Regions from separate parts of the Homo sapiens genome. Here region 1 is linked to region 2. Evidence: chromatin contacts called from ENCODE Hi-C data. All regions are on one chromosome and are shown on one strand. Each heading gives the region's core, a stretch centred on a gene start or an enhancer-like site at or near the end of the contact. The rest is flanking DNA. Distances are from core to core; before and after follow the strand shown. Region 1 overlaps SERINC2 (serine incorporator 2). Region 2 overlaps SDC3 (syndecan 3).

What was found. Hi-C counts contacts between places; a loop is a spot of excess contacts on that map. Pooled maps may share reads with other maps.
Region 1: a loop to region 2 is called in a map with no recorded cell type, with 2.7 times the contacts of the local background. The contact joins two enhancer-like sites. A Hi-C loop is called at or near these places in 2 of 37 single-sample maps with no recorded cell type and 3 of 50 pooled maps.

Annotation. Positions count from the first base shown.
Region 1 is chr1:31,416,658-31,424,131 of GRCh38, reverse strand. It overlaps SERINC2 (serine incorporator 2), which reads right to left. Exons shown (of 10, transcript NM_178865.5): 2 at 278-439. Among named protein-coding and RNA genes, the nearest start is that of SERINC2, 7.2 kb to the right of the region's middle. RefSeq lists a silencer at 383-482. Within about 2 kb of position 1,456, at least 16 of the 41 ENCODE cell types and tissues checked have a DNase peak (open chromatin) inside an H3K27ac peak, as active enhancers do.
Region 2 is chr1:30,883,997-30,890,905 of GRCh38, reverse strand. The region is part of intron 1 of SDC3 (syndecan 3); the gene reads left to right. Among named protein-coding and RNA genes, the nearest start is that of SDC3, 21 kb to the left of the region's middle. RefSeq lists enhancers at 1-46, 2,138-2,197, 2,378-2,437, 4,630-5,130. Within about 2 kb of position 5,210, at least 3 of the 41 ENCODE cell types and tissues checked have a DNase peak (open chromatin) inside an H3K27ac peak, as active enhancers do.

The sequences.
Region 1 (7,474 bases), core at 207-2,706, 540 kb before region 2:
CTTAAGCACTAAGAGGGAGAAGAGCATCCCCTAGGCCAGTGTCCAGGGGGCGATAATGATTAATAAGATTTTCCAAGGAGACTGTGGCCTAAGAGAAAGAAGAATCCCCCCAAGAGGCTCAAGCCCTCCTCCCCTCATTTCCAACCTCAGATCATCAGTGCACCCAAACACCCTGCCTCCTCTTCTGGATAAGCTGTGACCCCAAGCCTGGGCCCTCTATCCTGGAGCCACTGACGCCCCTCGCTGGAGGCCGCCCTGCCTCCCCTGGGGCACTCACCTTGTAGAGCTGACTCTCCACGCCCGGGCTCAGCATAATGATGGACACCAGCACCCCCAGGAAGAGGAAGAACGTGAAGATGAGGCGGCTCACGGTGGAGTTGCGGCTGGCGGGGCAGCAGCTGCACAGGATGCAGGGGGCAGAGCCGCAGAGGCAGGACGCCTGCGGGAGGGCACTGTCACTCTTCCCTCTCCCCTTCACCGCCCAAGCGCGCACCTCTCACCACCTGCCCAGAGGTCGGCGCATCTGTGCTGCGCTAGGCAGGAGCACACTGTTCCCCAGACACCAGCCCATTGAACTTTCAGGTCCGAGAGGGAGGCTGGGTCATATAGGGCTACACAGCCAGTAACCACAGAACCCAGATTCAAACCTGGGTCTATCTCCAGTGATACTGTGGCTTGAAAGCGAGAGCTAGCCGAGGTCACGCTGTTTCTTTCTTACAGGGAGGGAGAGTAGTTTAAAAAAAAAAATCACAAGGCCAGCTGTCACCGATTACCTTCGTGACCTTATACAACTCACTCAACCTCTCTGTGCCTCAGTGTCCTCTTCTGTAACATAGTGGTATGTACTCCTCACAAAGCAGTTGTGAGAGTGAAACAGAAATTCCACATTGTAGCCCCCTTGGGCTCCCTTTCCCCTTCCCCACTTAATTTTTCCCCGCGGGACTTCTGCCATCAGCGAGGCTTTATGTTTTGTCGGCCTCCGCTTTCCAGCGGGGCAGGAATTTTTGCGTTTTGTTCATTGTGGTATTCCTAGAAATTCGAACAGTGTCTGTCACACAGCAGGAGCTTACAGGCTATCTGTTGAAGGAATATGAAGTGTTTGGCATAGTACCAGTCACATGTTAAGACCTCAGAAAACAGCAAGTGCAGAATAAACACCAGTTGGATAAACGGAATGATTTTCGGCTCTGAGGCTATACCAGCACTAGACAGCAGGTGGCGGTCTAACCCTTTCCCTCTCCAGGGTCCTCTGCCCCAGTTGCGGTCAGCCCTTCCCCTGGCCTGGCTGAAATCATTCAGGGGCTGGTGATGACACACTATGCCACACCTGAAAAGGAGACTCACCCTCCTGGGAGCCCAGTCCACAGCCCAGCCTTTAAAGAAACAGGCCCCACATCCAGATACCTCTGGTAAACTTTATCTTCCCCCAAACAGCCCCTACTCCTCACCCAGGGATTTAAGAGCCTGGAGAGCAACAGACATAGGCCTTGCCTTCCTGGAGCTTACACAAGCAGGAAAAACACTAAACAAATCATGACTCACATCGTGACAAGCGCTAAGAAGGACACGTACCCACTGCCAGAAAAGTGCTAATGCAGCCTAGGTTTGATTGAGGGTGGCATGTCAGGGAAGCCCTCCTTGAAGAAGTGACTTTTAAGCTGAGAGCAGGCCAGGTGCAGTGGCTCACACCTGTAATACCAGCATTTTGGGAGGCCAAGGCAGGAGGATCGCTTGAGCACAGGAGTTAGAGAATAGCCTGGGCAGCATAGCGAGACCGTATCTTTTAAAAAGAAGGGTTTTCTTCTTTTCTTCTTTTTTTGTTTTTTTTTTTTTGAGACAGGGTCTTGCCCTGTCACCCAGGCTGGAGTGCAGTGGCGCAATCTCAGCTCACTACAACCTCTGCCTCCTGGGCTCAAGCCATCCTCCCACCTCAGCCTCCTGAGTAGCTGGGACTACAAGCACACGCCACCATGCCTGGTTAATTTTTGTATTTTTTGTAGAGACGGAGTTTCACCACGTTGCCCAGACTGGTCTCAAACTCCTGGGCTCAAGCAATCTGCCCACCTCAGCCTCCCAAAGTGCTGGGATTACAGGCGTGAGCCACTGCACCTGGCCTTTTAAAAAGAAATATTTTAAAATAAAATAATAAGCTGAGAGCAGAGGGATGAGGAGACACTGCCAGACCAAAGGGAGGAAAGAAAGTTCTAGACAGGTGGCTCTGGGGTGGGTAGGGGCTGGGCATTTGAGGAATTTAAGAAGGCCCTCGTGGCCAAAGCTTGGTGAGCAGACAGTCAGCGGTGAGTATGAGGTCAGACAGGCTGGCAAGGCCAGACCACATAGGCACCAGCAGTCAGGAACAGGACACTGGTTTTCATCCTAAGAGCGGTGGGCACCCACTCGAGGGGCTGGAGCCAAGGGTCAGGAATTGAAAGATGAGCTTTGAAAAGAGCAGGCTGGCAGGGGCCCCTTGCTCCTCAGAGACCTCTGCTTTTCTTTCTGGACTGGTCACAAGGCACACAGCACACCCTGCTGGCGGGCATCTGCCTCCCCTCTTACTCTCCCCCAAACTAGAAATGCTCCTCGCCTATCTCTCGTTCACACAGATGCTAAACAAAATGCTTTGGAAACGAAACTATTCCTCATGGTCTAAATTGAAACAGTCCACCTGTCCAGCAACTTCTGGTTACATCTTGCAGCTGCCACCCCAAGACCTGCCTCCTATCCATGGCTGTCCTTGGTGGGTGAGAGGATAAGAAAAGCCTGAAAAATGTTTTAGAGGCCATAAAGCAGTGGTCCCAAACCTTTCTGGTACCAGGAGCCAATTTCAGGGAAGACACTTTTTCCACAGATGGCAGCAGGGGTGCTGGCAGGGGGCAGATATGGTTTTGGGATGAAACTGTTCCACCTCTGATCATCAGGAATTAGATTCTCATAAGAAGCACGCAACTTGGATCCCTCGCATGCACAGTTCACAATAGGGTTCGCACTCCTATGAGAATCTAATGCTGCCACTGATCTGACAGGAGGCGGAGCTCAGGCGGTAATGCTTGTTCACCTGCTGTTCACGTCCTGCTGTGTGGCCCAGTTCTTAACAGGCCATGGATAGATACTAGTCCATGGCCCAGGGGTTGGGGACCCCTGCTATAAAGAACATTCTGGGTATCAGTTAGAGCAGCTTATTAGTCCCATTTTACAGACGTGGAAATTGAGACCAGAGGGACTAAGAGACTTACCAGAGGTCACACAGCAAGTTGATAACAGCACTGAGATTCAAGTAGTATTAGTGGCAGCTACCATTTACGAAGGGTTACTCAGTCCCAGGCACTGTGATAAGCACTTTATCTACATTAAGCTTCACTGATGCTATGAATTGTGTGGTAACTTTCCATTTTCAAATGGGAAAACTGAGACAGAGAAGTGGCATGACCAAGGTCACACAGCAAGTAAGCTGAGGAGCTGGGATGCAAATTCAGATCTGTGTGCACCAAGGGCCAGGCTCTGCCTACAGGACTACACTAGTTCCAGCTCGCTAATTCACTGATGGTCATCTTATTTAATTTAAATACATCCCAGTGATGAAAAAACAAACAAACAAACAACAAAAAACCCAATACCAGAAAACCAAGGGAGGCCAGTGGGTACTGATCTCAGGAGCCAGGTGCCCAGGTGCCCTGTCAGGTCCTGATGCTGGCTTGTTACCATTTAATTTCAATTTGAGACATCTGAGACACAAGAAAGCTGTTCCGCTTTCAGAGAGCTTGGCCTTTCAGTTCGCTCTGGTTCTTAAACATCAAAATCCAGGTGTTCCTAATGCCTGAAATCTCAGGATTTCCAAGGGCCTGATCAGCAGCCAGAGAGACCAGGTCAAAGAGAAAAACACACACTGCTTCCAGAGCATCCTTGGAAATGTTTGTCCACCTTGCTCCATTCACCCCACCCCAGAATGGCTCCTACAAGAACCTCTTCCATTTGACCAAAATGTCATTTTATATATATTTAAATCTCTTCCTACAGAAATGCCAGACCATTGGAGTAAGGGCAGATGTGTGCACATATATACAAACACATGGAAATTCATTGTGGCACTGATCATAATAGGAAAATAATAGGGGGAAAAATTTTTGAGACAGGATCTCGTTCTGTCACCCAAGCTAGAGTGCAGTGGTACCATCTCGGCTCACTGCAACCTCCACCTCCGGGGCTCAAGCAATCCTCCTACCTCAGCCTCCGGAGTAGCTGGGACCACAGGCACCAGCCACAATGCCCAGCTAATTTTTCTTTTTGGTTTCTTGGTTTTTGTTTCAAGAAAGGATTTGGCTCTGTCACCCAGGCTGGAGTGCAGTGGTGTGATCTCAGCTCACTGAAGCCTCAACCTCCTGGGCTCAAGCGATCCTCCTACCTCAGCCTCCCAAGTAGCTGGGACCACAGGCATGCACCACCACACCCAGCTAATTTTTGTATTTTTTGGTAGATACAGGGTTTTCTCATGTTGGCCAGGCTGGTCTTGAACTCCTGGGCTCAAGGGATCCTCCCACCTTGGCCTCCCAAAGTGCTGGGATTATAGGCATGAGCCACCATGCCTGGCCATTAGGGGAAAATTGAAAATAACAAAACGCCCATCAATACATCATGGTATTCCATAAAACGGATTTCTCTGCTGAATGGGGCAAATATGTAGGTAACACTTAACTTGGGTACATTTCATTGTATACAAATAATACTTCAATTAAGTTAAATTTACAAATATAAAAATAAAGATTTTTATATAAAGAAAAAACTTAAATAAGCTTTAGGTTTTGTGAGCCTATTGGAGTCTCAAGAAACTACAAAAAACCTAAATGTCTAACACCTGGGGACAGCCGTGGCCCTTTCACTCCATGGAATGCTACAGAGCCAGAAAGATGAATTCCCTGGCTACAGAGCCACATGGAATAATGCTCATGATGCAGTGTGAAAGGAAGGCAGACTGGAAAGCTGTTCCCACACTACGATTACAACCACTCCCCTCTTCCTGCAGATGCACTCAAGGGCAGCAACAGAAAAGCCCCAGAACACTTACAGTGGCTGAATCTTAGTACCAGCCCAGGTTCTCAGAATGGAGAACTCAGAATTTAAGAAGCCCCAGGCCTCAGAGCCTTACAGCTGCAAGGTTCCTTGGCATTCAACCAATCCATTCTCTTTCCAATGAAGAACCACCCAGAAAGCATCTGGCCATCCTCTGCTGCTTGCACACTGCCAATGACAAGGAGCTCACTACCTCCCAAGGCAAGGCAGACAGCTCTGGAGCCATGAGTCGTTTGGCATTATGTGAACAGGCTGTCACTGAGTCATTCACATTGTCTCCTGGTTGTCCTCAGAGCCAGGGACAGAAGTTCTTAGAACCACTCATAGGGTGTTGGGTGGGTAAGGGAGGCAGCTGAGGGCTGGATGAATTTTTCTATTTAAAACAAACTGGCTGTCTGGGCGTGGTGGTTCATGCCTGTAATCCCAGCACTTTGAGAAGCCAACACAGGCAGATTACCTGAGATCAGGAGTTTGAGACCATCCTGCCAACATGGTGAAACCCCGTCTCTACAAAAAATACAAAAATTAGCCAGGCATGGTGGCAGGCATTTGTAATTCCAGCTACTCAGGAGGTTGAGGCAGCAGACTCGCTTGAACCCGGGAGGCAGAAGTTGCAGTGAGCTGAATCGCGCCAATACACTCCAGCCTGGGTGACAGAGCATGAGTTCGTCTCAAAATTTAATAAAATAAAATAAAATAAAGTGGCCCTCCACTTCTGGATATATATCCAAAAGAAATGAAGCAGGGACTCACATATTTACACACCCATGTTCATAGCAGAATTATTCACAGTAGTCATAAGGTGAAAACAAGCTAAATGTCCATTGGTGGACGAGATGAATGGATAAACAAAATGTGGTATATCCATATCCATACAATAGAATATTATTTGTTCTTAAAAAGGAATGAGGCCAGGTGCGGAGGCTCATGCCTGTAACCCCTGCACTTTGGGAGGCCAAGGCGGGCGGATCACCTGAGGTCAGGGGTTCGAGACCAGCCTGGCCAACATGGTGAAACCCTATCTCTACTAAAAATACAAAAAAATTAGCTGGGCATGGTGGTGTGTGCCTATAGTCCCAGCTACGCGGGAGGCTGAGGCAAGAGAATTGCTTGAACCCGGGAGGTGGAAGTTGCAATGAGCCGAGATTGTGCCATTGCACTCCAGCCTGGGCAACAGAGCAGGACTCTGTCTCAAAAAAAAAAAAAAAAAAAAAAGAATGAAATTTTGACACATGCTATAACATGGATGAACCCTCAGGGCATTATGCTAAGTGAAATAAGCCAGACACCAAAGAACAAATATTGTATGACTCCACTTAGATGGAGAGAGTAGCCAAACTCATAGAGAAAAGCAGTGAATTGGTGGTTACGAGGGGCTGGGGAGTTACTGTTTAGTGGGAGTTTCAGTCTGGGAAGATGAAAAAGTTCTGGAGAAGGATGGTGGTGATGGTTGCATAACAGTGTCAATGTACTTAATGCTACACTTAAAAATTGTTAAAATGGTACATTTTATGTTATGCATCTTTTACCTCAATTTTTTTAAAAGGGAGGGGGCAGGGAGTTTTCAAAGAAGAGCAGGAAGAGGCGAGAAGGGTATTCCCAGCAAAGAGAATGACACATGCAGAGCTACAGGGACACTGTATTTTCAGGGCAGCTGAAAGGGTGAGAAAAGCTACAGAGGTCACGGAAGTGGTGGTCAATGTCCCTGTATGCCATGCCAGGGAGTCTGGACTTCACCCTGAAAGCAATGGGGAATGATTGCGAAAGAAGAGGAATGACAGCAGATTTGCATTTTAGAAATATCACTTTGATCACAAAAAGACAGGTCATGGGGTAGTGTGTGGTATCTTTGGGGGAAGGGAGGAGAGTCAGGGGCTGTTGTCAGTAATCCAGATGAGGGCTGACAGTAAGAAGATGTTCTGGAGTTACCGTGTGCCTTAGTTGGCACTACTCCTTCTGACAATGCCATTCGTTTGGGATTAATTTTTATTAGGGTTGTATTTATTAGATCTCCATTTTAATATACATGTCTTCTAAAATAAATTACAGGCTGGGTGTGGTGGCTCATGCCTGTAATCCCAGCACTTTGGGAGGCCGAGGCCAGTGGATAACTTGAGATCAGGAGTTCGAGACCAGCCTGGCCAACATGGTGAAACCCCGTCTCTATTAAAAACACAAAAATTAGCCAGGCATGGTGGCGCACGCCTGTAATCCCAGCTACTCGGGAGGCTGAGGCAGGAGAATCACTTGAACCTGGAGGCAGAGGTTGCAGTGAGCCAGAATGGTGCCACTGCACTCCAGTCTGGACAACAGAGCAAGACTTCATCTCAAAAAAATAAAGTAAAATAAAATAAAATGAAATAACATACAAACTCCTTGAAGACTAAAATAAAAGGTTAAAAGAGTAAAT
Region 2 (6,909 bases), core at 3,961-6,460:
CACTTGTGGTCTGCGGACTAAACGTTTGCCTGTCTGGGGGCGGGGGCTGTGGAGGCTTCACCTGAGGCTTGGTAAGAAGATGTTCAAATGGGAGAGGAGGTGAGCAGGGCCAAGACAAGCGTGTTGTCAGGATAAGGAATGCTGGGCTTCTCTGAACTTGAGTCCAGGCTCTGCTGTGTGACCCTGGGCAAGTTTCTTGTCCTCTCTGAGCCTCAGTCTCATATTCATTGTTATTTTTGAAACAACAGCTTTATTGATATATAACTCATATACATCTTGCCCATCTAAAGTATTTAATTCAGTGGTTTTTAGTATATTTACATAGTTGTAAAGCCATCACTAAATTTAGAACGTTTTTATCACCCCAGAAAGAAACGCTGTACCCATTAACAGTTGCTCCTTGTTTCTCCACAATCCCTGCAGGCATAGGCTGTCACTAATCTATTTTCTGTCTGTATGGATTTGCCTATCCCAGACATTTCATATAAATGGAATAATATAATATGTGGTCTTTTGTGGCCAATTTCTTTCACTTAACATAATGGTTTCAAGGTTCATCCACACTGTAGTATCAGTATTAGTTCATTTGTTTATTTTTGAGACTGAGTTTTGCTCTTGTTGCCCAGGCTGGGGTGCAATGGCATGATCTCGGCTCCCTGCAACCTCTGCCTCCCAGGTTCAAGCAATTCTGCCTCAGCCTCCCAAATAGCTGGGACTACAGGCACGTGCCACCACACCTTGCTAATTTTGTATTTTTAGTAGAGATGGGGTTTTACCATGTTGCCCAGGCTGGTCTCGAACTCCTGACCTCAGGTGACCCTCCCACCTCGGCCTCCCAAAGTGTTGGGATTACAGGTGTGAGCCACCATGCCCAGCCTCAGTATTAGTTTTTTTTTCTTTTGCCAAATAATATTCCATTGTATGAACATACCACATTTTATTTATTCATTCATCAGCTGATGGATATTTGGGTGGTTTCAATCTTTTGGCTATTATGAATAATGCTACCTTTTTTGGTGTGTGGACATATATATTTTCATTTTTCTTGAATATATACCCTAGGAGTAGAATTACTGAGTCATATGGAAACTCCATTTAACATTTTGAGAGACTGCCAGCCTCTTTCCTAAAGCGGCTGTGCTGTTTTACATTCCCACCAGTGGTGTGTGAGGGTTCCGATTTCCCCACGTCCTCGCCAACGCTTGTGATTATCTGACTTTTTGATCACATTCATTCTTGCATCCATTCATCCCTCAAGTATTTATAGAACATCTATATTCAACAAGGCAGAAGGCCCACTGCAGAGCTGGGAAGGGAATTTATCCCTTGAAGAGTTGTTTAGAAGATTCCATGGCATAATATCTAGAACAACCCCCACCAAGCTCAGCACATAGTAGATGCTCAGAGACGGGAGACAGGGAGCATCAAGGAGAGGATCTGGGGGTGGTCAGCAACCATGGGGCCCCCGGGAATGGAGGAAAAGAGGATGGAATTTGTACGTGCTGACCACGTACTGTGTGTGGGAACCAGTGCTTCAGTCCTTATGACCCTCTGGGCCATATCATTGTTCCATTTGCAGATGGTGGAACTGAGGCTCAAGCCAAGCAGCTTGTTCTGGGTCACTAGGCTGAGAAGTAGTCAGACTGTGGGCTGAGAGCCTTGTTTGGATCATCTTATTTAATCCTCCCAACCCCTGAGGTCAGTCCTATTACTATACCCATTTAGTAGGTGAAGAAACTGAGGCTCAGAGAGGTAGACTGACTTGCCCAGAGTCGCGTAGCTGGTGAAGTTCTGTCCTGGGATTTGGAGCCACATAGTCGAGCATCAGAGTCCCTGCTGTGTCTCCCAGGCCTCTGGAGGGGAGGGTGAGGGCTTGGACATGTCTGCTCCCTCCTTCCCTCCCTTTCTCACCCCACTGTGTCCCACAGAGCCTCATCTTGGGTTGGAGACAGTCCTGGGGCAAGTGTGGCCCTAGGCTGGCTTTTGAGGGCCCTGCCAACCCTTCTTCCAGCCTTTTTGTCTGATGCCTTGCTCTGTGCCTCAGTTTCCCATCTGGGTGATGGTGGTGGTGACTTCCAAGGCTGCTGTGGCTCAGATCATCTGAGTCTGGCTTGTTCTGTCCCTAGAAGAGGAGCAGCCGAGAAGCCAGTGGGACTGCTCCAGGCTGGGGGCGGGGAGTGGCATCTCCACTGTGTGTGAGTTTGGGCTGGTTATAAATAACCCAGCAAACAGGAGGGTGCGGGGAACCACAGCCCGCCTCCTCAGGAGGAGAGGCCTGGACACACACACACATTCTTACAGACAGGGCCGTTTCAGTTATGTGTGTGTGTGTGCTGTGTGTGCCCAGGGTGTATGCTCAGCATGTGTGTGGGGAGGGCTTTGGGGAGCCGTCAGAGCTGTGCAGGCTCCCGGGACAGCTGGAAGGTCTGGGCCTGCTCAGGCTGACTCCAGCAGGTTCTCTTCAGTTCCCTGGAGGAGGCTGGGGTCAGCCCAGCAGAGCTCTAGGGCTGGCGAGGTCCCTGGAGCCCCCTCACCTGGCTTCAAGTGATTCCAAGGTCAGGCTGAGGATCCTTCTGCTCTTAGGGGCCTCCATGTGCTCCTCCAGCCCCTTCCCACTGCCACGTCCCACCCTGCCTGCTCTCCCTGTCCCTGCTCCAGTCCTGAATCCCATCCTGACTCTCCGGCTGAGCTCACTGACCTCTAGCAAGTCGCCTGGGCTTTCTGCCTCTGTGGAGTAAGGAGGCCCATTTCACTGGCTCCTGAGAAGGTAGAGTCCAGTGCTTAGTGTGTGCTCAGTGAAGGCTGCTTTCTTCCAGTCCTGGTTGAGAAATGGCCAGAATGTATGCTCCACTGGGAGCCCACTGATCTGCATATTTGCATATAATTTACATAAACATTTTGTGACAAAATATGCTGGGATCAGTGTCTGTTTCTCTTCCCTCCTCCCAGCTCACTTGGAGTCCTCCTGGCTGGATTTTGGAGGGATCAGAGAGAACTCTTGTTCATTCCTCGGTTTTACACACAGGGAGACTGAGGCCAGAGAAGAGCAGGGCCTGCCTTGGGATCCCATAGCGATTGGGAGCAGGAGGCAGGTGATGCAGATCTCTGGGGGATGATGCAACCCACAGTATTCACTGAACAAAGACTGATGGAGGCTGACTGTGTTCCAGAAGCAGTCTGAGCCCTGGGGTTAGAGAAATGACCACACAGACCCAGTCACTGCCACCAGGAGCAATTGGAGGGGGAGACAGACACATTCCTCTGAAGCCCGGAAATAAACCAGCCAATTTTCAGGCAGTGGTAAGCGATTGAGGACTAGCCCTGGTTTTGCAGACTAGCTGGGCACGTGGGGACGTCGTTTGGGTGGATTTGGTGGTTCAGGGAGGTGAGCTTTGAGTGGGGACACAGTGTCATGTCCCAGTGCCTACTAACTGCCTATCACCACTAGGCACGTGACAGCTGGTATCTCTGTGTGTTGGGGATCATTATTCCCGTTTCATAGGAGGACAGAGCGAGGCCCAGTGAGGCGAAGGGATGTGACCAGGTAACCAGTTTGGGAGTGGGAAGCCAGGGCGGGAACACCTAACTCCACACCAGGTTGTTCCTCGGAGACTCCTGGGCCCCAGGAGCGGGCAACCCTTGCCGTGTTTGCTGGCAGTGACCGTCATGGAGCCTGGAGACAGACTCCTAGAGGCACCTGCTGGTGAGTCATGGTGGGGGCAGGGGGTGCCTACCTGAGCTGGGCCACCTGTCGTGTGAGTGCGCCTTGTCCTCCATTTCTACTCACTCCCAGGCTTTCAGGCTGTCTCTGTGCAGGGAGCTGAGTGTGAGGTGGTGCTGGTCTCTGACATTTGCCCTGCTTTTGAGAGCCTTCTGGTAGGGGAAACTGATTAGGGCTAGGAGCAGGTGTGCTCTGCAATCCAAAGGGCATGGTCTTTGGGGTTCAGCTAATCTTGGGTTCAAATCCTGGCCCATTGCTGTGTGACTTTGAGCCAGTTGCTTCACCTCTCTGAATTTTAGTTTGCCCATCTGTGAAATGGGAATGGCAATCCCTTTCTGGTCAAGTGAGAAGAGAAATGAGGCAATGTGCATATAAGGAACCTGGCACTTAGTGAGGGCTCCCTCCGTCGGGGCTGTGATCATTTTCATAAGGGATGGAATGGCCCAGCCTTTTCCAGAAAAGTGCTCAGTGGAAGGAGTCTTGAATCACAAACTGGCATTCCCTGCAGGCATTCTCAGGGGTTCAGGAGTTCACTGAACACAGGATTTAGACTCAACAAGGCCAGAATTCAACTCCTGTGTGACCCCACTGGTGGCTTAACAGGCTCAGTCTCCTCATCTATAAATGGAGACCATATTATCTGCTTCCCAGGGCAGCTGAGTGGTTTCACTGAGATCCAGTGGAAGGGCCTGTTAGAGTGATGGGAGCATGGTTGGTGGGCCTTCTCCCTTAGTAAATGACAACACAGTGGAGGTACTGAGTCCCCAAGAAAGGACTTCCTAATTTGGACCAGGGAGGTGGTTGGCGTGCGTATGTGACATTCAAGCAGGCTGACAAAGGAGGCATTGTGTGAGCTGAGCCAGCTTTGTGGGGACATATCTAGTGCCTAGGATGGTGCTTGGCACACAGTAGGAGCTTAATAACCATTGGTTTTACTGATTAACCAGCTGAGTAGGTGCTGGCCAGGCAGAGATGGTGGGGAAAGGTATTCCAGGAAGCAGGAACAGGCCTGAAGGAGCCCGTGTTCCCAGAACTGTAAATAGTTTTGTGTGGGAGGAGTATGGGGGTGGGCAGCTGGGAGTGGGGTGTGGGGGGTGCTGCTGGGTCTGGAAACGGGGCCTCAGTGGGTGGTCCTGCTCTCAGGCACGAGCTTGGGGACAGGCATCAATGAGCAGTGTGAGTCAGGGTGGCCAAGAGTGACGTGAGAGGGCAGGTGGCTGGGATTGATGGGGCGGTGACGGAGGCGTCCCAGCCCTGGGTTGAGGAGGGGGCCTGGCTTTCCCAGGGTTGCATTGTCAGCTTCTGTCTAGGCACAGGGGACAGAGTGGGCTGCTGTAGGGCAGCCAGTCTGCACCTCAACAGAGACTGGCCAGCCCGGCTGAGCCAGGAACAGGGCTGATGGGAGAAGGCGGGCGGGTGGGTGTCTGGGCACCACAGGCCAAGGTGGCCGCCAGACAGGCTGATGCCAGGGGAGGGAGCCAGGTCCTGCCAAGCCAGCCTGTCTGTGGTGAGACTCGGTTGGGCCGTGGGCCCTGCCAGCTCCCTCAGAGGCTTTTGTGTTCATTTCCTTTCCACCCCCCTTTTCAGTTTCCTCGTAAGGTCCCTCACGAACAGTCTCAATGGGGTCTCAGCAGAACCAGGGGACCCGGAAGTTTCACAGACCAGAGAACACCAGGGATGGAGACTCAGGGAGGATGTGCGCTCTCTAATAACAAAAGTGCTATGGGTTTATCGGAGAAATTGTGGAAAATACAGAAAGGTCCTGAGAAGAAATTAAAGCTGCCTGTAATCCCACCACCCAGAGAGAGCCTCTGGGAACCTTTAGTTATAATGCAGCATTTGGAAATTCACTTTGATAGTGAGTTCATTAAAACAGGATCAAGTTCTACATATTTTTTGTAACCTATTTTTTAAACATAATGATGATACTCATATTAATAGCCAGCATTTACTGAGCAATTTGTTAATGGGTGAACATGCCCAGCCTCCTTCTGTAAACCCCACGAGGTGGGCATTCTTATCTTTGTTTTACCAGTTAAAGCAGCCTGAGAGAGTTAAATATCTGCCCAAAGTCACATCGGAATTGAGAGAGCCATCTGCATATTCCTATCAACAGCTATACTGTCTTGTCTTCTGATGATCAATATGTGCATTTTCCTACATCCTTCAATATTCCTTGTAGCAAGTAAAAAAAAGCCTTCTATGACACATTTATGTCTTTTAATAACCTCATTAGACAGTGTAGATTTGTGAGAACTCAATTGTTGATAGCTGCGTAATATTCCATGTTATGGTTGTACCCTCATTTATTTAACTCGTCCCCTGTCGTTCAGTATGTGGGTTATTTCCATTTTTTCCCTCTCGTAAATTACATTGTCCTGGATCTCCTTGACCTAAGGATCAAATTCTTGGGAGTCCAGAGTGTCAGAATCAGAAAGGCCCTTAGACCACCATGCTTGGTTTTCCATTTTGCAAATGGGGCAAAGGAAAGGCAGAGAAGGGGGAAGAGGATTTGTCCACGGTCTTGGAGGCTGTGGGCGCCTGAGCCAGGGCTGCTACCTGCTCTCCTGTTGGGGCTGGGGTGGGGATGTGGGTGGAGGCAGGTGCCACAGTGGGAAAAAGGGCATCCTGGGGGGATGGTGGGAACACAGGGCTGGGTAGAGGGCAGACTGGAGGTGACAGGAGAGATACAGGCTTGGGGTAGGGAGGGCTCTGCTGCCATGATATCTTTGCAGAGGAGTTGACTGGGATGGGACAGGCCCAAAGGGAACATTTCCTGCCCTCTGAGCTGCCTTTGTAGATGGGAGTAGGGGGTGGGGATAGGTTTGGTTTGTGAGAGGCTTGAGTGTGTGAGTTGGGGCGAGTGGGAGGGTGTGTGTCTGGGCTTGGTGGATTTTTCTTGGGGGGGGTCTGTGGTGTTTCAGCTTGGCCTTCTCTGCCCTCCCCATTCCACTCCTCCCCGGGCTTCTGCTCTCTGGGACTTGGGCTCCATAGCCCCTTCCCCAGCAGGTGCAGTCCTCGTGCCCCTCATCTCCAGCCACAAGTGGGTGTGGGACTGCCGGCTTCCTGGCCAGGGCAGCTGTGGCTGGGTGGGGGTGGGGACTGAGACATCCCCCTCCTGGTCCCGGCTCCCAATTGTGCAGCCCCCTTGGCTGTCTTGCTGCCCGGAGCTTGGCCCCAGCCCACAT